Regions from separate parts of the Mus musculus genome. Here all the other regions are linked to region 1. The links are chromatin loops, found by intact Hi-C in ENCODE. Cell type or tissue: gastrocnemius. All regions are shown on one strand.

Region 1 (8,000 bases):
AGGGCGTATCCAAGGCTGTATATTCAGATTCTATAACTGGACAAATGTCCTTAACCATATGAATGCTGCTCCCTGATGAAGAGGTGACGTCCAGTTTCTCTTAGAAGTCAGAAAATGGAAGAATTTCAAGTTGTTATAGCCACATTTATTGAGCACCTACTACTTTTCTAATGCATGTTAGCGTCAGGAAAATACACTCAGAGTGACGCCATAATTTCGCTTTTCATGAGCACTCTCAACAAAGGTCCTTTGAGTAAAGATGGAAAAACAGCAGAACATATCAGAAAAACGACATGCAACAGATACAAAGGGAAGCCGCTGAGCTTTAGTGCAGTAGTTCTCAACCTGTGGGTCTCAACCCAGACAGGAGTCACGTATCAGATATCCTGCATATCGGGTATTTACATTGTGATTCATAATGGTAGCAAAATGACAGTTGTGAAGTAGCAATGAAATAATTTTATGGTTGGGGATCGCCAGCCATAACACAGGAACTGTATCAAGTATTATTAAATAAAATATTAACATTAATATATTAAAATTTAAATTTATTATAGTATGATATAATATTACCACATTATAGTATATATTAATTTTTCTATATTATTTTATACCATATAATACATATTATCATATATTAGAATATTAATATATTATCACATTATATATTAATACATATTTGGTATATATTAATATAATGTATAGTATATAATGTTATATAATATATAGTATATATTTATAATATAACATTAAATTTAATTTTTAAAATTTTATTCATGTTAATATTAATTATATAAAATTATATATTATATTTCTATTATTTTATATGAATATCATATAACTATAATATAATTAATATTAAATAAAATTTAATATAGAAATTGTATTAGAGGTTCATAGCTTTAGAAAGGCTGAGACCCACACTGCTTTAGGGGAATTAAGGAAATCTTAGAGAGAAACACTGGCGACATTGATCTTGGATAGTAAAATAAAGATCATCAGTCGAGGTCTTTTCTAAAAGGTCTTTTCTAAACCTGCTGTGCAGACATCACCGGGGGACTTGCTAAAATTATCAGGCACCTGCACCTTCGCTCGAAGATTTTTGGCTCAGTAGGGAGAGGGTTAAGGTCCAGGAAACTTGGAAATTAAATGCCCAGGTTACTCTAGTGTTTGCCAGAGGAAGTTTGGGGAGTCTTGAATGAAGTGGTGAATCCCACCACATTGAGCACTTATCCAAAGTAAGGTGCCGTGTCGAGAGTAGAGAGAACCCGGGAAAAGCAAGCTTCAGTAACGATTAGCATGCGGTGTAGGCCAGTGTCTGACAGCATTTGTCCAAGGACCGCGATGGAGGCACAGGCTTAGGTGACGCCTAGAATGGGAAGGAAGTTGAGATGTTTTCTAGAAGCTTCTAATGTGCTAATTAATTCCTCAGCGACGCTCCCAGGGGAGGTTTGCTTTGTTGATTTTTAGACGATATTTTCTTTGAACATCTTGTAGAGATATGGGTAGCCTTCAATCGCTGCCTAAAGCATCTCTGTTTCGTTGTTAAGCCAAGCCTGGCTTATTACATAAATGGACACAATTGCTCTCTGTGAAAAGCCGGACACTATTCAGAAGGAAGAGAGGGACATGCCCCGCGGTCAGGAGTGGAGTGGCTTTAGCATCTTTGCCCTTAGTAATAGAACGTAGTCTCGGAAGTCCAGAAGCTTGGTCATAATGCAAGCGAAACAAACCTTCCAGGCTGGTTTTGGTTTTGTCATTCGTATGGGTCTACACCCAGGCTCTCTCAGTACCGTCTCTCCAAGCGCGAGCAACAGCAGCTGGAAGGTGGGACAGATGCAGATTCTAGGTTTCTACCTAAAATCTCCTGAGCCAGAACTGTGGAGGAGGGGAAGTGATCAGAAGTCAAAGTGATGAAGGAAGGCAGCTAGCCATGCTTCAGATTCTTCTGATGGCCCTCAAGTCTGAGAAAGAGCCTCAAGCCCAAGAGAAACTCTGTCGATGCAGTAATACTGAAAAGGACTCTCAGTGAACAAGCCCTACGTATGTGCTCATTATACATGTATTACGGCCTTGCTATTGTTATTGGGTGTCAGAAAATCTACTCATCCACCAAAAGTGAGATTGATATTTGGTCTCCAGTGTTCGGGATACAACCCAGGGTCTTGCACATTTTAGGCAGTTCCTTTATCCTGAGCTATACTCCCAGGGTCTGTGATTCTTGTTGATTTTTTAAAAACAATTCCTATTGGCTCGAACACCAAGACAAACTACAAAAGCCAAGTCCTTTCATAATGTGGCCTACCTACATCTCTGGACTCTTAAACCTTCCCCAGCTGACCTCCATCATTCTGTCTTTCCAACAGCTGATTCTATCTTGTCTTTCTAGTTACTGCTCAAATATCACCATTTGACTACCTTGTTAAATTTACACACACACACACACACACACACACACACACACACACACATTCATTTGTGTATGCATGTGCATATGCATGCATGTATATGTATGTATGTGTATATGTATGTAGATATGCACATATGCATGTATGTATGTGTGTATATGTATATACATTATAGGTGCACATTCATGTGCAGTTATAGGTACCTCTGAGGGTAAGCTAGAGGAGGAAGGCCTCTGAGCACCCCTCTCTATTACTTTCCACATTATCTCTTTGAGATAGGGTCTTTCACTGAAGTTGGGGCAGAGCTGGCACCCAGCAAGCCCGAGCAATCCTCTTGCTTCTGGCCCTTACGGTACTGTGGTTATAGGTGCACATACAACCATGGCAGGATTTTCACATGGGGCATGGGATTTAAACTTAGGTCCCCTGGAAGAGCTGCAGGTTCCTTACCCACTGAGCCAGCTCTCAAGGCCTTACATATGCTTGTATTTATGTTCTTCACATTACTCACTGGCTTTCTTCGTGGCATACAAACCAATCGTGCCCAGTCCTTTGCTTATTTTCAAATCCATGCACGGTGTCATTGTATCTTCATGTCCTTCTGGGCCTTGCAATACTAGCAGACTTAACCCCATGTTTATTGGGTGACTTCCAGGCTGCAGCTGAAATCCAAATGAACACGATAAGTTAACAACTGAACTGCTGCTTTTTCTAGACACATGCCTTGCTGCAGGTTTTAAAAACGTAGATTACAATTATTCTTTCAATTGTGGGAACCTGAATGTTTTACAGGAAGTTCTTTAAGGGATCTTAAAATAGACTTGTCAAGAGTTGGCTTCAGTGTCAGAGCTGGCCCTGTGTTCATTTATTGGAAGGGAAATGCTGGAGCTCAAACAAAAAATCATAATGCCTTGTACCACATGAGATAAACAAACAACTGACTCTGAAATTTATGGTTTTACAGGTGTCTTGTTAGAGCTGGTTCTGGAAACAGAAAGATGAACCCAGACTCCGGTGCCATCTAGTGGTCATGTTAGTTCCTCTAGAAATAAACTCCAGTGCAATCCAGTGCTGGGTTTTTGACTCGTGGGAGGTTTTGTGCTTTTATGATGTGCATCTCAAGTATGAATTCAGTTGTATTAAGAATGATGCATGTTAGTAAATGCCCAGAAAATCTGTGAGCGCCAGCCCTCTTTGGAGTGTAGCATAGAAAAATGAAGATGTTGTGTAAATAATAATTACCACAGGTTCATATAGCTGTGTGATACCTAAGACGTGGGCCCATATTTATTGCAGATACCTAGAGGCAAAGAGAACTTCTGAATCCTGGCCAGCTATGTCACCATTTGAATATGGAACATTTGAATATGCTCCCTAAGGGAGGGATATGCTTGTTGTGTTGAATGCTTCCTCCTTAATGCTGGCTTTGGGAGATTCTGGGAAGATGAGTCCTGGTTGAATGAAATCATCGGATATGAAGACATTTCTTATTGCCAGGTTACTCCCTCCCTCTTTTCTGCCTTCTGTCCACCATGAGATGAAACACTTCCGTTTTACCACAGCATGCCCGTGACAGCTACCCTGATGCTCTGCAGAGCAGCAGCTGGGGCCAGGGTTGGAGAGAAGCAACCATGAATAGAACACTCAGAAACCATGAGCCAAACATACCCATCTGCCCCCAAATTGTCTCTACCAGGTAATTTGGACCACAGTGAGGTCAAAAGTAATAGAGAGTATTAGATGATTCAGGCTCCGAGGTATTGTCAACAGAGGACTGCCCACCTAACACAGTTATTTATCAAACATCTCATGTCTGTACAGAGCAGCTTCCACACCTCTGGCTGCACAGGTAGTTTTAGGTTTGTCTCAGCTACCTAGAGTCCTTTCTTGCTCTTGCCATCGACTTGGTGTGGAGCCCTTTGCAGAAGACAGCTGGGTCATTCTTTGGAGAAGCCTTGGGGTCACTCTGTGATATTACAGACCACAACCCCCAATATCTAGTGAGAGGAGTTCGAGATGCATCTGAGACAGGGTCATGTAGGTGTAATATTAGGCAAATTAGATCCAAATCTTGAGAGTGACACCCCCTGACTTCTCTGCTGATGTCAACTTTTCTAATTTGTGTGGTAGCTTTTCAGACATTTGCCTCCCAAGCCTTATGAGGATTAAAAGGGATAATGACATATCTAAATCGCTCCATCTGAGTGCCCAATACATGAGAAGTGAGCCACTTACCTCTGATCTCACATGGTCTAAAGAGCACCTCTTATTTCTAGCCTTCCATTGTGGCGCTTCCTGTTTCCCTTTGCTCTCTGTAATCCAGTTGTACCCACGTTGAAATACTTAACATTAGAGATATCCAAAAACCCGGATGACTTGACAGTACCTATTCATGGCAGGGGACAAGGAACATTTAGATATTTTGGAAATCCATTGTTATAAAGCTGCAAGAATCACCCAGGAAATGAAACCAAAAGTCAGCTTACATGAGACCAAGCCATATTTTCAGTGTCATAGAACAACCATCCACGCACTAACTGTAGCACACCACACACCAAAAGCACTCTGCTCTGAGAATTCAGTGAACCCACATCCTGGCTCCAATCTCTCATTCTGAGAGTATAGTTTCTCTGTTAAGTTAATGAAAAACAAGCTCATGAGACTTGGATTCTGTTCCTTAATTTGAAAACAGTGTCCGAAAAAGCTTGGGAGACGGCTTGTTGATAAATTCCAAATGATATTCTACCCTAAGCCGGTAATAAAATGATAGTGGTGGTGGGAGACGCTGAGACACAAACATATTTCTATTTGTCTCTAACGAATCACGGAGTCTTCAACCCTATTTATTCATTCGCCTCCCAGTAGCCCCCCAATTTCAGGCCAAATCCTCACAAAGAAAAACACTGTGGACTGTGTGTCATAATCACATCTGCCCTTGGAACACAGGGTTCTATTCCCCAGATATTAGACTGAGATGGGGAAAGTCATCTTATTATCGAAACTGCTTCTCTGATTCTGTTCTTCCCTCTTAACAAAAAAAAAAAAAAAAAAAAAAACTCAGGCAGCTTGGTTGGATTGTGGCAAACCTGTGTTACCCAAGTCCCCTGCAAGTGAAGAGATCTTTCTTCTCAGCTGTCTGCCTTCTGTTCATGGGCTATGCTTATGTGATACCCAATCTACATGCCACCCAACTTATGTGCACCCAACTTATGTGCCACCCAACTTTTGCTTATTTGCCTTTAAAACATGTTTGGAGGGTTAGAAGGAAAAGAGTATAGGGCAGTAGTGGGGAAGAGTAGATGAAGAAGCAAGGGAAGACAAGGTTTGGTGGGTATATAAGCTGAATATTAAACTCCCCCCACCCCCTGTGTGCGTGTAACTATCTGGTGTCTAGCTGGTACTCCAGCAGTGTTCAAAGTAAGACTCCTCTGCAGTAGTCTTTATGTCTCTTTGGCTAAGAGACTGGGCTCATCTGGGAAGCCTCCAGAGGCAATAGGTCATATCCACCACTCATGCCCATGTCCACCCTGACAGCTACACAAAAGAATCATGTCATCACTGTGACCTTTTGGGGGCTGACCTAATAGAACACTGTGTTCTTCAGAGTTGTTAAAGATTGGGGAGTGTGCAACCAACCCTCCCCAGTGCCACCGAAATACAGAGTGTCTGGTGTGAAATCGTGTGTGTGTGTGTGTGTGTGTGTGTTGTGTGTGTGTGTGAGACAATCACAGCAATACTGAGAATTCGTACACCTTCGCTGGCTTCCTTCATGCCAAGTGCCATGGAGTGATTCTCCTTACCAGAAGAGAACATTCTGAGACAGAACTTTAATTCTTTCTGATGTGTGACAGAAAATAGGAAAACAATTCCACCTTGTGTGTGAGTGTATGCACACATGTGTGTGCCAGTGCAGAGAGACCAGAGGCCAGTCTCTGTTATAGCTTCTCAGCTTCTCTTGATCTATCATCTATCTATCTATCTATCTATCTATCTATCTATCTATCTATCTATCTATCTGCTATCTCTCTATCTATCTATCTATCTATCTATCTATCTATCTATCTATCTATCTATCTAACCATCCATCCATCTCCATATATGTATGAATGTATGTATGTATCATCTATCTATCTACCTATCTATCCATCTATCTGTCATCTATCTATCTATCTATCTATCTATCTATCTATCTATCTACCTATCTATCTATCATCTATCTACCTACCTACATCTATCTATCTATCTATCTATCTATCTATCTATCTATCTATGTATTCATCCATCCATCCATCTCCATATCTATCTATCTGTCTGTCATCTATCTATCTATCTATCTATCTATCTATCTATCTATCTATCTATCTATTTTGAGTCAACGTCTCTTACTACCAAGGCTTATGAGCCAGTCAGTTCCAAGGATGCCCTGCACCTTCCAGAACTGGGATTATATGACCACCACCAGACCCAACTTTAAAAAATATATTTGTTTCTTTTTACATCCCAAACACAGTTTCACCTCCTCCTCTCCTCCTAGTACCCCTTTCCTCTGCTCCCTCAATTCCTTCATTTCTCTTCAGAAAGGGGCAGCTCTCCCAGGGATATCAACCAACCATGGCATATCAAGTTGCAGTAAGACTAGTCTCCTTCCTTTGTATTGAGGCTAGAAGAGGAAAGGACCCTTGGAGCAGGCAAAAGAGTCAGAGATACCCTCTGCTTCCACTGTTTCAAGTATCACAAGATGCAAGCTACACAACTGTAACAATATGCTGAGCCTAGGTCAATTTTTGTGTGTGTGTTGGATTCTGAAGATTAAATTCAGGGCTTTGTGCTATCAAGATGGACACTGTACCAATGGAGCCACCCAAATCCTCCCTCTTTGGGACAAGAAGAGTAGTGGAAAGACAGAAAATTCGACCAAGCAAAAATCAAATGCTATCCTTCCTTGGCTATTTTGAAATGACTCCTTCCTTAAAACAAAATACAATACTTGCCCACAGCAGCATATGGTTACAATGAAAGAAAACCTAAATTCTGAAACACACTTGGACATTGATGAAGCATTAAGGCAAGGTGCTAAGTGAAAAAGGTAGATCTAAAATCATAACTATCACGTGGTCCCCCTTATGTGACTATCTAGTCACAGCAGAGGCATAGAGCTAAGGAAGAAATTAAAGATGAGCAGGGGCCACGGAGCAGGAATGGGTAGTGACTGCTTAGCGTGCACAGCGTTTGTGATAAGTGATGGTAGAGACAGTTCTTTGAGGAGATAGTGGAAGTAGTCTATAACCTTGTGGACATACACAGGACTAGTAAATTATAAGTTGGGAATGCTCCATTTTATATTATGTGCATTTTACCTTATTAAAATATTAATTAAGCTCTCTTCCCAAGGCTTAGGGACCATTACAGAAAAAGGGGGAGGGGAGGGAGAAAGGAATGTAAGGGCCTGAGGTCAGAGGGAGATCAGAGAAGAACAGCATCTCCCACATGCCACAACCTCCGTACTCAGCCTATCACTACAGCTGTGGCTCCGTGCAGAAGCCTGTAGGATCAAGACAGTCGCCATCTTGTCATGGAATGGGAAGGGGTTCA
Region 2 (8,000 bases), 410 kb before region 1:
CTTGGTTTTTCAAGACAGGGTTTCTCTGAATAGCTCTGGCTGTCCTGGAACTCACTCGGTAGACCAGGCTGGCCTCGAGGAACTCAGAAATTCACCTGCCTCTGCCTCCCAAGTGCTGGGATTAAAGGTGTGTGCCACCACTGCCCGGCCAGGTGAAACTCTTACCATAGACTTTTCCCATCAGAATCATCGCTCTAGTCCATGGTTACTAGAGATCACTGGATGCTTAGATGTCCAAAGCATTTGGCATTGTCCCTTGCAGAGAGAGCCAGGCTGTTTAAGCATTTTCCCTTTGTGGTTCCCTTTGGCTCAAAAATTTTGTTTTTACAGAATAATGGGTAATGTAGTGGTTTTGGCAGGAGCAGGAAAGGCAAACCCATAACCAGAATAAGTATCTACTCCAGTAAGAACAAAACATTGTCCTTTTCAATGTAGTTAACCTGCCACCAGGTTGCTGGCTGGCCACCTTGAGGAATGGTGCCATATCTGAGGCTCAGTGTTGGTTTCTTCGGCTGGCAGATCTGGCATTCAGCTGCAGCTGTAGCCAGGTCAGCCTTGGTGAGTGGAAGTTCATGTTGCTGAGCCCAAGCATAACCCCCATCTCGGCCAACATGGCCACTTTGTTCATGTGTCCATTGAGCAATGACAGCATTGGCTGGGGAACATGGTAAAATCACTGGATTCCATGATCGTGGGCCCACTGTCAAACTTCTCTGGCTGGGAAATGAGTTTCTTGGTCAGAAGCGATACTGTGAGGAATACCACGACGATGGGTAAGGCATTCTGTCAGTCCACGGATGGTGGTTTGTGTATAAGAGATATACACAAATCAAACATTCAGAGAGAATAAATCATAAGTTTGTTTTGAAGCAGTTCTTCGGTAGAGATAGAATCTTACAGTTTATGAGAAACTGGAGTAAGCTTGCACACTAAAGAGATGGATGCACTTGATTGATAGCATAGTGCAATGATATGCTAATCCGATGTCTGCATGATAGGAGAGATGGTAGGGATGAACTAAATGTACAAAATCTCCCAGGGTTCACATGTGGTTTGGTTGAAGATGCAGGAGAGGCGAGATATGTACGTCCATGGAGTTGAGTATCCACAAGAGGCTAGAAAGCCCTTTAATGGAAAAAAATATTATGCACTCTAAATATATAAACAAACACATTTAATAAATAAATGTGACATGATATGTGTACATGTGTGCATTTTAGTTACTTTTCTTTTGCCCCAATAAGACACCATGACCAAAGGCAACTTACATAAGAGTTTATTTGGGCTGTGTTTCCAGAGAGTTAGCGAGACAACCATCATGGCAGGGACACAGTGTAGCAAGCAGAAGACACAGCAGCTGGAGCAGATGCTGAGAGCACACATACTGTAAGCATGAAGCAGAAAAAACAACTGGAAATGGTGTAAGTCTTTAAATTCTCAAAGTTTGCCTCCAGGGACAAACTTCCTTCCAAGAAGGCCACAACTCCTAAGCTGCTCCAAATTGGCCAACTGGGGATCAAGTGTTCACATACACTCAAGCCTATGGGGGGAGGGGGGGCCTCCTCGTCTGGATTATCACCACCATCACATGTATGGACACACATAGAGACATACACATGACATTCACATACACTCAGATGCACACACACACAGACACAAACCCCCCACCTCGACACACAGACACATACAAATACACACACACACACATGCACACACGCACGCGCGCGCGCGCACACACACACACACACACACACACACACTCACCCACACACCAGAGTCACCACTTGCTGCTACCCAGAATTCCTGAAATTAGTCAGCTGGGTGACCTGTTGAAGGATGGGAGGCAGGGTGGGAGGGAGAGGAGATGGTGTTTGCCCGTGCTCTCAGTGCTAGAGAGTGATTTCTGCGGAGGCAGGAATCTTTGAAAGGAGGAGTTGGTTACTTACTATAGGAAAAGAACTTAGGCAAAATAGATTGTTGCCTCCTGTTCCGCAGTTGGCTTCCCAAGCAGTGATGGGAGAGAAATTGTAACAGTTCTCTTTGAAGTTCTGAGACTGCGGGTGGTGGTGGTTCCGGTTTGGTGGGGTGGGGGTGGGGCACTGTGGAAACAAGGTAAGAAAAATAGAGATGAATGCGTCAGGTAAGAACGAGGTCCAGCTCTGGTGAGATGGACCAGCCTGTGAAGTGCTTACCTTGCAAGCTGGAGTACCTGAGTTCAGTTCCCAGAATGTACTTACAAACCTGGGCAAAAGCCAGCCATGTTGGGCCGCGAGTCTGAGCGAGACAGTGCATTTACTGGCTAGCTGGGTTCCCAGAGCTTTTCCACAGGCACGGAAGGGACAGTTACCTCCATGGACAGGCACCGTTCCACAGCACAGAGCTTTAACTAGCCAGATTTGAGACATCGGGAACTGTGTGGAATGAGTGTGTCTTGCATGTAACTGGGCCAGAGGAAAGAAATTCAAAGGGAAACCGTAATTTTTATGTCATGAACTAATTGGAAGCTTAAAATGGCAACTGGAATTTCACACGAGCCTTGGGGGAGAGGAGACCGCCTTCTCCGGGGTGGCTGAACTCAATTACCAGATGTGGCAGGGACAGAATGGATCTTGTAAAAATGACTTAACATCAATCATGCTGAGCACCAGAAGCGGTTACATTTGTCTAGCATGGCCCTCGAGTTGAAAGATAATTTGTATTATTGAAAATTTAGTGTAATCTTTGTACATCTAAAGGTGAGTGGGCGTAATGTTTAAAAAGTGTGTTCGTCGCCAGGGATTTAGGTGTGACCGCATGCGTGGATATTTCTTTAGTGGTCTATTGGTAGCCTAGCAGCAGACTGCCACTGTGCTCTGAACAACACTGTTAAGAGCTAACAGTAATGTAACATTACAAAGCCTTAGCAAGCAGGGGACAAGGCATCTACTAATTAACTCTAGGAACGCTTTTTAAATTCTTCCTGGGCACATGGTTTCCATACAATTTTGCAATGTGCCTTCTGCTCTTTCTGTTGGTTTTTAAATGTTAATTAATTAATTCTTTCATTCATTTTTTGGTTTTTCCAGACAGGGTTTCTCTGTGTATCCCTGGCTGTCCTGGAACTCACTCTGTAGACCAGCATGGCCTTGAACTTACAGAGATCTGCTTGTCTTTGCCTCCTGCGTGCTGGGATTAAAGGCATGGGCCACTACGTTGGGCTTGTTTTTTTGTTTTGTTTTTTGTTTTTGTTTTTATTTATGTGTATGGATGTTGTATACCTGTGCATCACTTGCATGGTACCTGAAGAGGCCAGAAGAGGACGCTGGATCCCACGGAACTGGAGTCAGAGAAAGTACTGAGCCACAACGTGGGTGGTAAGAGGGCAGGGAGTCCGTGGAACTGGAGATACTGGCTTGTAAATCATCTGATGTGGACACTGGAGACTCAACTCTGGCCGTCTTAACCACCAAGCAAGCCATCTCCCTGGCTGCCGGCTGGTATCCCTTCTTAGGAAGCGTGCTAGAATTTATTGACTGGGAACTTCCGATATAAAAATGTTTAGACTGTTTCCAATTTTGGTCATGAAAAAGAAAAAATGCAGTGATATAACTTATTTCTGAAAAAAAAATCTGATTAGTAAGTGGGGTGGGGCATTTTCTTGTCTGGAGATAAACAAGTTTCTTTACAAAAAAGTGTTGTTTTAATGACATGAAAACGCTTCAGGGGAGCCAGGCGTGGTGGAGCACACCTTTAATCCCAGCATTTGGGAGGCAGAGGCAGGTGGATTTCTGAGTTCAAGGCCAGCCTGGTCTACAAAGTGAGTTCCAGGACAGCCAGGGCTACACAGAGAAACCCTGTCTCGAAAAAACCAAAAAAGAAAAAAAAAAAAAAAAAAAAAAAAAAAAGAAAGAAAGAAAGAAAGAAAAAGAACCGCTTCGGACAAGTACACTTGCTTGTTGTGCTCCTTCCTCTCCATCCTTCTCTCCATCCTTTCCTCCTCCTTCCTCCCTCTCTCCTATCTTCCCTCTCTCTCTTTCCAGTCGTGGTAGCTAGAGTGGGTGTAGACTGCATTTCGGACTGAACCATAGTCTAGGGCCATACTGTTTGGTAGCACGAGGAGACGATCATCAAACCTGTTCCTATGATAATCTAGCTGGAGAGGAAGATAACACTGAGTTTGACGTTAGTGTGTGTCACAGAGTGAATTCTAGGCTAGCCTGGGCTACATAGTGACACACACACATACACACCCAGTCTCTCAAACAAAACAAAACAAGCGGGTGCCTCCAGTTGCTCCCACTTGTAAGCCCCGGCCCTGCCCGAGCTACAGTGTGAGAGTATTTCAAACAAACTTCCGGTCTAAAACCAAAGCAAAAGACAAGACAAAAGTAAGGCAAAATGTTGACATGTGACGGAAAATGTCACGGAAGCACGCGGCCATTACAGACAGAGGTGGGATGAGACACTCGTGTATGTGACCATCGTTTTGATGTCCAGGCGCGGCCAGAACCCAGTGAGGAACACTTGCTCTGCCAGACTTTGTTCTCTTCGCCTGCCCAGCACATCCTCCACGGCCGACCTCAGTCGCTCTCCACGTCTTCCTGCCTCCTCCTTCTGAAAGCCCACAATGCCTGCTCATTGTTTCCTCACTTCCGGGTGCAGAACCTGGCACGTGGTACGTAAATAAAAGGTTTAAGTCTCGTGTTCAACCACGTGACTGAATGGCCCTAGCAGAACCCCTGGGACAAAAGGAATTGTTGCTTGGGGGCGGGGGGACGAGGAGGGAGGTGACTAAATAAATTGCAGTAGAAAGATGTATGAGAGGGCTGGAGAGATGGCTCAGCAGTTAAGAGCACTGACTGCTCTTCTGAAGATCCTGAGTTCAAATCCCAGCAACTATGTGGTGGCTCATGACCACCCGTCTGAAGACAGCTACAGTGTACTTAGATATATAGAAATAAATAAATCTTTAGGCCGGAGTGAGCGACCTTCATTCCCAGCAACCATCAGTACAGCTACAGTGTACTTAGATACATAAAATAAATAGATAAATCATTTTTTTAAAAAGGTCGTTAGACTCCCGTATTCCTAAGACATGTGACAGTCCCATTTGGAGAAGGTGTGTATCTTAGGGCACACGTGTCAATGTGTAAAACCACAATAGTGTGGTTTTGTAGGTATCTGAGGCTTAGTACCAAGGTGGGATGGAAATAGGGCTAGACATAGCAGTGGGCATCCTGGTGACTTTCTTTGCTCTCCGACCCGTTTTCTGCTTCTGTTTCTATGCTTTAAATGAACTCACTTGATGGGGCTGTTACAGACCAGGATAGCATTTCAAAGCCTGTTCTCACAGGGCACAGAGAGAAGGCAGTGGAAGGGTCTTCTTTTACCCTGAGGTTAAGGGACAACGTTGGCCTCAGGAACTTGGGGCCAGAAAGGAACCTTCTTGTAGCTCAATGCTAAAAGCAACTCCTGGGAAACCAGTAACCCCACCTGTCCCCAGATGACCTGGGTTAGCCCTGCTTTTCCCTTATGAGCAGCGGCTGCCACATGTTTTTTCGAGTTTTTTTTTTTTTTTTCTTTTTCTTTGGTCAAACATGCTCCAAACGCTCTATAAAGGTGTCTGTCCTCAAGGGGTGGGGTTCCCCTTTGTCCTACTAAGGCAGACGCCTTCTCTCGGGGGTAAGGGTAGTCTGTACTATCCACTTGGCTGGGTAGCCTGTCCCGTTACTGTTGAAGAAACTGTCAAGCAACCGATTTCTCACTGAGAAAGAACACAATTATTGTTAAGATTTTTTTGTCTGGGGCTGATGATATACTCGGGGGGCTACCCCCCTTTTTTGGCTTTGCATGTATGTGCATGCATATATGTTCAAATGTATGCGAGGGAGCTCATGCAGGTCTACAATTGATGTTGGGTGTCTTTCTCCATCTCCACTTTACTTATTAAAGGCAACGTCTCAGTTGAACCCGGGGAGCTGGAATTGAGCTAGTCTTAGACGGGCATCTCCTGTCTGGGCCTCCTGAGTTCTGGGACATAAGTGGCTGCTGTGCCTGCCCAGCTTTTGTGTGAATCCTGGTCCTCACATTTGCATGCGATGCTAATTTCTGTTGTTCTGATAAAACATTACCAAGTCAACTTACAGAAGCATTTATTTGGGCTGATAGTTCCAGAGGGTCAAAATGTCAGGGACAGCACAGCTGAGGACTCGAATCTTAAACAGCAAGCACAAAGCAGAGATAGCAAACTAGAAGTGGGAAGGGTCTTTATTTTTTTAAATTTATTTATTCCTAATATATCAGCCCCCTCTCCTCCCAGTACCCTCTCAAATGGATCACCCCTTCCCTTCCCCCCTTCTCCTTTGGGAAGGGGAGAGTCCCCTCTGAGTGGCACCCTCACCTCCCTCCCCTGACCCCCCAGCATATCAAGCAGGACTGGGCGCATCCTCTCCCACTGATGCCAGGCAGGCAGCCCAGTTAGGAGGACAGGATCCACAGGCAGGCAGGCAACAGATTCAGGGACAGTCCCTGCTCCAGTTGTTGGGGGACCGGCATGAAGACCAAGTTGCACATCTGCTACATAGTTGCAGGGGGTTTAAGTGCAGCCCATGTTCCTCTTTGGAGCCCTCAAGCGTTCAGGTTAGTTGACTCTGTTGGTCTTCCTGCCGAGTCCTTGGCTTCTCCAGGTCCTCAATCCTTCCCCCAACTCTTCCATAAGACTCCGGAGAGCTCCATCTAACGTTTGGCTGTGGGTCTCAGCATCTGTTTCCATTGGCTGCTGGGTGAAGCCTCTCTGAGGACAGTTATGCTAGGTTCCTTGTCTGAAGATATAACAGAGTATCATTAATGGTGTCAGGGATTGGTGCTTGCCCATGAGATGGGTCTCCAATTTGGGCCAGTCATTGGTTGGCGATTCAAAGATCTGTAAATGCTCAAAGCCCACCTCTGATAAAGTCATTTCTCCTGTGAGGCTGTGCCACTTAAACTTCCTCCAAACAGTGCTACCAAGTTGAGACTAAGGGTTCTATGGGGGACATTTGTCATTTAAACCACCACACATAGAAAGCACCTTGTCTACTGAGTCAATTCACCAGAGATAGAGAGATGGGAGGAGGGAGGAAGGAGGGACAGGGAGGGGAAGGGAAGGGGAAAGGAAGGAGGGAGGGGGAATGGAGGAAGGGAGGGAGGGAAGGAGAGAGAGAGATAGAGAGAGAGAGAGAGAGAAGGCAAGGAGCCTATATTTATTTATACTCACTCCTCCGGTCATGCTGACCTGAAATGGGAACTGAGTGGAAACCATGAGACAAATATATAAACTAAGTGGCTTAGGCTCAAACTTCTCTGACCCCCAACAGCACATAAATCACAGACCTCAGCTGACTGACTCAGCAGGTCTGCTCGAGGCCTGAGAGCCAGGACTTGAGGCAAGCTTTCTGCTCCTCAGAACACGCTTTGGGGAAGTGAGGAATTAGGAGATGGGGGCGGGGAGGGGCATAGTAGAAACTTCCGGGTAATGGACCATCCATTGCTGGCCCATCTGTTTCCAGCCAGTAACATTTGGAAAGCTATGGGACATGGTGGAAAGAGATGAGGATTTTTCGTGGTGTCTGTCTGCATGGCTGAATCTCAAAGAGCCGTTATTGATCTTGGACAAGATAGAAGGCTTGGAAGGGTTTGGTTCCACTTGTTCAGCTTTGTCTTCAGCCTAGGGGCGATGCGCCTCATCTGTGCTTAAGATGTGTATAGACTGTCAGTGTAGAAATGGCTCCTAACCAACCCTTCTGGCTAGGCTGAGGGATGCCTTGTCAGAAGTAGCAAGGCTTGCAGGACCAGATCTGTAGCTGGAGTCAGGCTCAACACTGGATCCTCTGCGTATTTATTCCCTGACCCTTGCTCAGAAGAAGGTTGGTTTTCTAGTCCCATACTCTTTGATATTTAAAGTCAGGATGATCAACCTGCAGTATCTTCACTATCCGGTCCTGGAAGTTGTCTTCCTCTCCATCCCGGCCTTCCAAAATGTA
Region 3 (8,000 bases), 210 kb before region 1:
TAACAGTGGTTAGACAATAACATGTCCTTAAAGCCAAATCTGAACCCAAAACTTCCATGATTAAATCTTTTCTGGAATGCATGTATGTTGGGGCTGAGGGAGACATTTAACCTTTCTGCTTTTATCTTGTGAAAAATCTGTAAGGTAGAACAATTTGAAGGACTGAAAAAATAGTCTAAATTTTGGTGTCATTCTGGACTATTTTAATTCCCTTTTTACCCATGTGTGGTTTTAAAGCAGCCTCATGGTAATTTACTCGTAGGGTCTCTGAGGGAATAATGAATTGTCTCAGCCCGTGTTTTAGAAGGAGATAAATCCAGTTATGGTAAAGGAATGGACACTCACACAGTATCACAGTAAAAGCTCATTTCTTTCTCATGCAAAGACCCCATGGATCTGAGAGACTTCTCTTGGAGGTAAGCATCCTTGAAGTGACTGGTTGACTGAGATCTTTTCATTTTGGGGTCTTTCAACCTCAGTCAAGAAATCTCCACCTTGGTCGCTGCAACAGAGGAAGGGAATTGTAAGGGACATTTTCATTCTTCGTTTTTGAGAAGTGAAGTCCATTAATCCCGATTACATTTCATAGGGCAATGCTAGGCCACACAGTCCCAAGTCCATGAGGAGATGAGATATTATGTATGCCTTGGAAGGACTGAAAACCCTGAGACAAATATAGGCTAGCTGTATCTATTATTCTCTTGAAACCAAGGCTTTATGAGCAAAGGATTTATCTCAGAGCTCAAAGGAAACTTGACACATGTATAAATGCTAACCTTTACATCTGGATTATTGGCCTCTGGGAAATCCTTGAGTCTCAAAGATAACTCAAACGTTGGGTCTAGACACATTGTGGCCATGTGCATTTTCACGATGTCATCTTTTGTTCTTCTACTTTCCTCTGAAAGTTGTCTCCCTACCTCCTTCTCTAACATCTCCACTTGGGAATGGCCTCCAAAGAAGCAGCCAATTTTGGTCATTTCATGGTGTGCTGCAGTGATTGCCCTAAGTAGTGACTGCATCTCAAACATGGCCAGACTCACGTTGAGGATGAAACCTGCCTAACTACTGTTTTTTGAGTATTTATTTTTTTTAAGGTCCAGAAGAATCACTTTGCATGGTGCATTCTTAGAGTTCACATCAGACATAAAAACAGGAGTAGTGACATTTACTTTACAGTTACCTATTTGCTTTGGTGATGCTCTTATTAGGTCTACTAATGGGAATGCTATGCTCATTTTAATGGAAGGATCCGATGCATAGAATTCTGTGTTGTAAGCATCATTATTTCTCTGCTCTATTCAACCATGGCCAAATGGCTCACAACATGACCAATGGTTAATTTTAAGAAAAAAAATTTTTTTTAACAAGTTAATTATCTGCAATCCTTGGAGCATATGGTTCTTTCTAAGGTCAGTGACTTGTTACACATTCCCTAATGGTGTAAACCATGGTAATGAATAATGTGTGTACTACATTTTTTTTTTTTTGCTCATTGTTGGCAATTGAATGCAGGGCCTTACATGTTCATTATTATTTTTCTTAACAAACAGGATTTGTATATAATTCAGCACACAGTATGACATCTACACTGTGAAATGATTACTGCAGCGAAGTTAATCAACACCAATCACCTCACATCGATACACTTTCCTGATGTACTTTTTAAAACAAATTTCAGGTATAAAAAAAAAGTAGATTGTTATTATAGCCATCAAATTGAATAGCAGATAACCCAAATTTACCAATCTCATAACTGGGAGAGATGTGTATAGCCAATGTCTCCCCATTTCCTACACTCTATATCCCCTGAAAATTACTGTTCTGTTTTTTGATTACATATATATGAAATTTAAGATTTATTTAGTTTTATTTTGTCTGTGGTGTGTTTTGTCTCCACGAATGTCTGTGTACCAAATGCATGCAGTACTCGCAGAGGTCAAAAGAGGGTCTTGGATTCTTCAGGAACTGAGACAGTTGTGAGCCATCATGTGGTTGCTGGGAATTGAACTCAGGTCCTCTAGAAGAACAGTCAGTGTTCTTAACCACTGAGCCATCTCTCCAGCTCCACATTCTACTTTTAATGACATTTTTACTGCTTTTGTGATGAACTATCTAAGAAACACAACTTGAGGGAGGAAGCACTTCATTTTCCCACAGGTTCCATCATGACAATGAGGATACTGCAGAGAGAAGCCACACTTATCATGGTATCCAGGCAGTGCGGACACCACACAGGAAGTGGGAGGGCATAGGCCCCAATGACGGTCCCTAGAAATTCATTAGTCAATGTTCCCTGACAAAACAAAGGTAATTTAATGAATATAAATTACACTGCGAATTTACTAGAGTGGCTTACATAGTCCAGGTTAGCCCTGTAATGGCCACCGTCCTGCTGGAGAGCCTGGGATCTCATTAGCTTCTGGGTCCTTGAGACTGGTTACCCAAGTCATTCTGGCCTGGGGATTCCCAGAGAACAGTAGGTCTTCAGTCTCTGGGGGAAGGCTGAAGAATCTGGGTTCTAAAGTGAAGGATGGCAGCCTCGGAGTAGCTGTCCTCACCAGCAGGCATTGAAGGCAGTCAGGCAGAAGCAACAGCTTTACTTCAGGTGCCACACACCAGGGGTTGGGGGAGATGTTCTTTTCCCTTCAGTTGATCCCCCCAAGAAATACCCTCATAGGCCAGAGCAGGCCTCTTAGTTGATTCTAGATACAATCACAGATAATATTAATAAATACAACATTCTTTCTGCAACCTTTTAAGAAGGTCACCATATTATGAATCAATCAAGGGGTTAATCTATTGATAAGACCATGACTTTAGGATCTAATTGCTTCCTCAGATCCCAATAGCTGGTAATTAAACTCCTGATGAATGAGCCTATGGCAGACCTTAAATATTAAAACCACAGCACCATCTATTTTTGTTCTGTGTTTGGCTTATACTGCTTACTATAATGCCCCCTAGTTTAATCTGTTTTATGATACTGACAGGATTTCCCTGTCTTTTATGAGTAAGTAGTATTTCATAACACATGCCACATTTTGCTTATCCATTTGATGACAGAACATAGTTTATTGCCATATCTTGGCTGTCATGACTAATGCAAGGAGCAGAGGAGTGTTAAATATCCATTTGCAACATTGGCCTCACCTAGATGTGGTTTTGCTGGAACATATGGGAGATAACTTTTTAAAATTAAAACTTTTATTTTTACTTTATGTGTATGAGCCTGAGCATGCATATATATATTTACCCAAGCAAGCCAGAAGATGGCACTAGATCCCATGGAACTGGAGTGACTGACAATTGTGAGCCACCATGTGCATGCTGGGAACTGGGTGTTCCACATGAGCAGCAAGTGCTCTTAACTATGGAGCCATCTCTCAAACTCTGTATTTTTAATTCTTTGAGGAATCTTCATACTTTTTCTTTCTTAAAAAAGTAAATGCATCAATTTACATTCTTACCAATATTATTCAAATCTCTTTCATCAAACACTTACTGTCTCTGTCTTTGATACTTAGCCACTTCAGCAAATAAAAGATGAGATCTCATGGTGATTTTGCTTTGCATTTTCCTGAGTCTTGTATGAGGCCAACCCCTTTCACATAGCAAATCATGATAAGGATAGTACCAAAAAAAAAAAAAAGAAAAAAAAAAGATTGTAGGTCAGTTTTTGTTTGCTTGTTTGTTTGTTAGTTTGTTTTGATGAATACACACACCAAAATCTCTAACAAAATTTTAACGAATTAAATTCAGCATCACAGTAGCAGGTACAACGGGTTTCTGCAGGTACAATGGTTGGGTTTCTTGTCCGTGAAACACGATACCTCATGGAAGTAACTTATGGGAAGAAGGATTTATTTTGGCTTACAGTTTTAGGTAGTACAGTCCACCATGACGGGGAAGGTAAGATGGCCAGGGTAGCTTTGTCTGTAGTCGTGGGAGATGGGGAAGCAGAGGGCTCAGGTGAACTTGAGGATGGATACAGCCTCTAAGGTCTACACAAAGTGACTTATACCTGCCACTTTGATGTGAGCTATGTATCACATCTAAAATATCTCACAGATTTTAGAAACTGAGTCACCAGCTGGGAACCATGTTGGTGTTCAACAACATTATTTGTAGGGAAAATTTCATATTCAAAGGGTAGCAGAGGGATTTCATATTATGATCAAGTTGGACTGAACTCTGAGATGCCAGGAAGTTACAAGAGATGAAAAGAATAAATATGAATCGTGTGTTAACACAATAAAGAAGGAAGTCATACAAGCAACTCAAGAGGCCCGGAAAAGCATTTGGAAAAGCATTCAACATCGTTTTATTAAAATCTCTTAACAAATCAGGCGTAGAAGAAAGGTACCTCAAAATAACAATTTCTGAACCCAACAAGTTCACAGGCAGTAGAAAGTGAGAACACCACTTAATTTAAAAAAAAGTAGGTGCAAAGGCCTTAACATTTTCCTAAGGAAGACATAAACACGACCAACCAATATCATAAAAGGGCACTGGACATCACTGGTTATGGGGGATCTCAGGTCTGTGTGCCTCAGACAGCCTAGAATAGAATTCTAAGTGAAAAGGCAAGTTATTGATATATATATATATCTCCAGTCTATTCTCATATATATGAGAATAGACTGAGAAATATTTGACTATTCTTAAGACTAGACTTTATGAAACAGCAACATGAAGTTACTTTTGCCTCCACCCCCCAACCCCCCATAATGGCTAGGTGCTGACATTCATTCTCCACTATATTTTCTGAGCATGTCTTTCTCATTTAAACTGAAATGACTTTAAACTCAACCACTTAGGGTAAATGGGCTGGCCAGTAAGCTCAGAGACCCCTTTCTCGGCCTCCCAGACCTAGGGTAGTTGGTTGTTGGGTGCTGGGCGTGAGGAAATAAAGGGGTGGAAGACCCATGTCCCACCAGAGCTCTGCTAGACTGCCATGGGACCTCTCAGGCCATACAACACCGCTCCTGCCGGTGGGGAAGGCACAGTATTGGCTCTGACTCTCGAGCACCAGAGACCGCTGGGTACCATGGGAGAGCCAGTTTGGGGGTCCCTGGGCCTTACAGTGGCCAAGGGACGACTAGTTCTCACTCTCGGACATCCCACACTGCTGTATGTCACCAAAGAGCTGGGAATGGGCCCTTGGATGGATTCTAGCCCTGGGGTGGAAGGGAGGGTAGGGGGAAAGCTCTAGCAGGTTACCACAGTGATGAGAGTCTGGCTAGTTCAGGCAGGCAGCTTGGATTGGTGGCAGCTGTGGCTGGAGCACAGGAAGGCCTCCAGGCGGGAGGTTTGATGCTCTGCTCATTAGAGGGAAGCCTGGTCCATTGCTCCAGCATGGCGGATCTCGATGAGCAGAGATGGTCCATTGTCTGAAGGCATTTATTGTAGAAAGGCAGAGGGAGAGAGAAGGGAAGAGAAGTAGAAGCCGGCCATGGCCACATGAAGAGAGCGGGGAATGACACATGAAGAGAGGGGGGAATGAAAGGGGAGAAGGAGAGTGAGAGGCAAAAGACAAGGGGAGAGCAAGAGCGAGAGCGAGAGCGAGAGCGAGAGAGAGAGCGAGAGCGAGAGCGAGAGCGAGAGCGAGAGCGAGAGAGAGAGAGAGAGAGAGAGAGAGAGAGAGAGAGCGAGAGAGAGAGGAGGGGCGGAGGCAGCCTCCTTTGTAGTGGGCTGGGCTACCTTGCTGTTGCCAGGTAACTGTGGGGAGGAGCTTCCCTGGCTGTAGCCAGAATACCAGGAGCTTGGGACATTGTCTACATGACTGATAGTCACAGGATTATGGAGTTGAGAAGTTGATGTGGTGTCAGGTGCTTGTGTCTGGGAGCATAGCTTATGGTTCGTTCCCTTGTAGATTTTTCTACTGGGTCTCCCGAGTAAGCCTCGCTCGACCAGAACACATGGTCCAACAGTAGGTGTGTGGGACCACATCAAGCCTTTTTTTTTTTTTAACGTGGGTGCTCTGAATTGAACTCAGGTCATTGTGTTTACATAGTAACCACTGTATTGACTGAGCCATCTCCCAACCCGTTTTATTGTTTTTGTTATTAAAATACATAAAATAAATCAGCCTAAAAGATGAACTATTTGAAGCCATAGTTGGTAGTGTTTGGGTCTTCACTATGCCCAACCTTAGTACATTTTTAGTGTTGACTGAACAGTATGATCCATTTGTCCTGGTAACTTTTATGTTACCTCGTCACAAGCTAGAGCTATCTGAAAAAAGAGGGAACCTTAACTGAGAACATGCCTCCCTAAGATCCAGCTGTAGGACATTTTTCTTAATTAGTGAATGACTGGGGAGGGCCCAGCCCTAGTGGGTGGCACCATCCCTGGTCTGGAGGTCTTGGGTTTATAAGAAAGTGGCCAAGCAAGCCACAGGGAGCAAGTCAGTAAGCAGCATTCCTCCATGGCCTCTGCATCAGCTCCTGCCTCTAGGTTCCTGCCCTGCTTTAGTTGCTGCCTGGACTTCCTATGATGATGATCAGTGAGACAGAAGCATAACCCAAACAAAGCTGTTTCTCCCCAACTAGCTTTAGTCATGGTGTTTTACCATAGCATTAGTAACCCTAATTAAGTCAGCATGCTTTTCTCTAAAGATTATTTGGGTAAAATTCTCCTATATTCAAGGAAATTAATTTATATTTAAACTTCTGTAATTCATGATACAAATTTAAAAGCATCTTAATTCTTAAGGGCATATAATTTCAGCCTTACCTAATGAAAACAATAAATACTCCTGATTTGTAAGCTATCATTATAATATGTTGAACATCTTCTCGGAAGATTCACAGAACCTTTAAACATTGGGACAGCATTTCATTCTTGGAGTGATTTGTGTATTAGATTTTAACAAATGGAAAATAATTAAAAATATCATACTTTATACATTTGCCCTTTTTCGTTTTTACAAAAATAAACTCATGAAGAGATGAGATATAATAAGACACTATCAAAATCTTTGTGGCTAGATTTAAATTTAGTTTTAATCGGTTTTTAGGTCGGTTATCTTTTGGCAGCTGGAAAGATCTTTGATTAATCTTTGTGAAAAAGAAATTAAACTTTAAGCCTTATCTCCCAGAGAAAAGGCTGCTAAGGTGCTCAGTGCCTAAGCTCATTAACTCCCAGATTAATCAGTCGACATCAGCAAATTCACAGTTAGAATACAATGCTCATAACTGTGTAATCCGTACATTAGGCTCCAATTTGGTTTACCATTTTTTGCTAATTCCCGAATAGTAATGATTCATTGTAACCCCGAGAGCACAGAATTCCTCAAATGGAGATTTCAGTTTGGTCTCTTTACCTGTTTTGAGTGTTGAGATAGCACATCAGAGTGATCTGCGAATGAAACTGAAGAGCAAGTGCTCAAAGGCAGACAACTCGGGCCTTCCAGAAAGCAGTGGGCTCAGCAGCAGTCTCAGGCAAGACCTGGTGGCGAGGGATGAGTTCATCTGGGCTCCGTTCCCAGAACCCTCAGCTTTCCCTGGGAGAATGGCGTGAAGTTATTTTACCTGTCAAAGGCTTGATTTTTTTTTCTAAAAATATATTTACTTTCATTTATTTTAAATTTGTGAATGTAGTGTGTGTGTGTGTGTGTGTGTCTGTGTGTGTGTGTGTGTGTGTGTGTGTGTGTGTGTGTGTCTGTGTGTGTCTGTGTGTGTACATAGTATGTGGTTGCCTGCAGAGGCCAGAAGAGGGCATTGGATGTCATGAAACTAGAGTTACAGGCAGTAATGAGCCATTGAAGTGCAGGTTGGAAACCTCACTCCCATCTTCTGGAAGAGCAGCAGGTGCTGCCTAATTGCTGAGCCATCTCTCCAGTCCAATCAGCCTTGGTTTTTCTGTCAGTAAAATGGAGCTCTGTGAGTTTTTTCTATCATAGTCACATTGCAAACATCAGTGACATAACATGCCTTGTGACACTTCGTGGTCACTGTCATTTCGGCAAATGAACAATAAACCTTAGTTATTATTTT

Evidence for each region. Hi-C counts contacts between places; a loop is a spot of excess contacts. Peaks named below come from ENCODE experiments on the same cell type or tissue, not always from the same donor. Only the 100,000 strongest peaks of a DNase experiment are listed, where the experiment ranks them.
Region 2: it touches region 1 in a loop (8-fold over the local background); 30 of 42 quality-filtered maps call a loop at or near these places.
Region 3: a loop joins it to region 1, with 2.7 times the contacts of the local background. A loop is called at or near these places in 11 of 42 quality-filtered maps.

Annotation. Positions count from the first base shown.
Region 1 is chr10:68,898,279-68,906,278 of GRCm38, reverse strand. No RefSeq gene overlaps it. Among named protein-coding and RNA genes, the nearest start is that of Gm32931, 80 kb to the right of the region's middle. In gastrocnemius, a CTCF peak has its summit at 3,428 (motif pointing left); a DNase peak (open chromatin) is centred at 3,422; H3K27ac peaks cover 654 bases.
Region 2 is chr10:69,308,686-69,316,685 of GRCm38, reverse strand. It overlaps Gm40685 (a long non-coding RNA gene), which reads right to left and starts at 4,619. Exons shown (of 4, transcript XR_871809.2): 1 at 4,424-4,619; 2 at 3,280-3,542; 3 at 1,947-2,099; 4 at 1,256-1,384. In gastrocnemius, a CTCF peak has its summit at 3,275 (motif pointing right); no DNase peak of the experiment used is centred here; H3K27ac peaks cover 2,142 bases.
Region 3 is chr10:69,109,870-69,117,869 of GRCm38, reverse strand. Gm40684 (a long non-coding RNA gene) reads right to left here and starts at 5,418. Exons shown (of 4, transcript XR_871807.1): 1 at 5,224-5,418; 2 at 3,506-3,604; 3 at 2,360-2,705; 4 at 427-502. In gastrocnemius, CTCF peaks have their summits at 3,046 and 3,251 (motif pointing right); no DNase peak of the experiment used is centred here.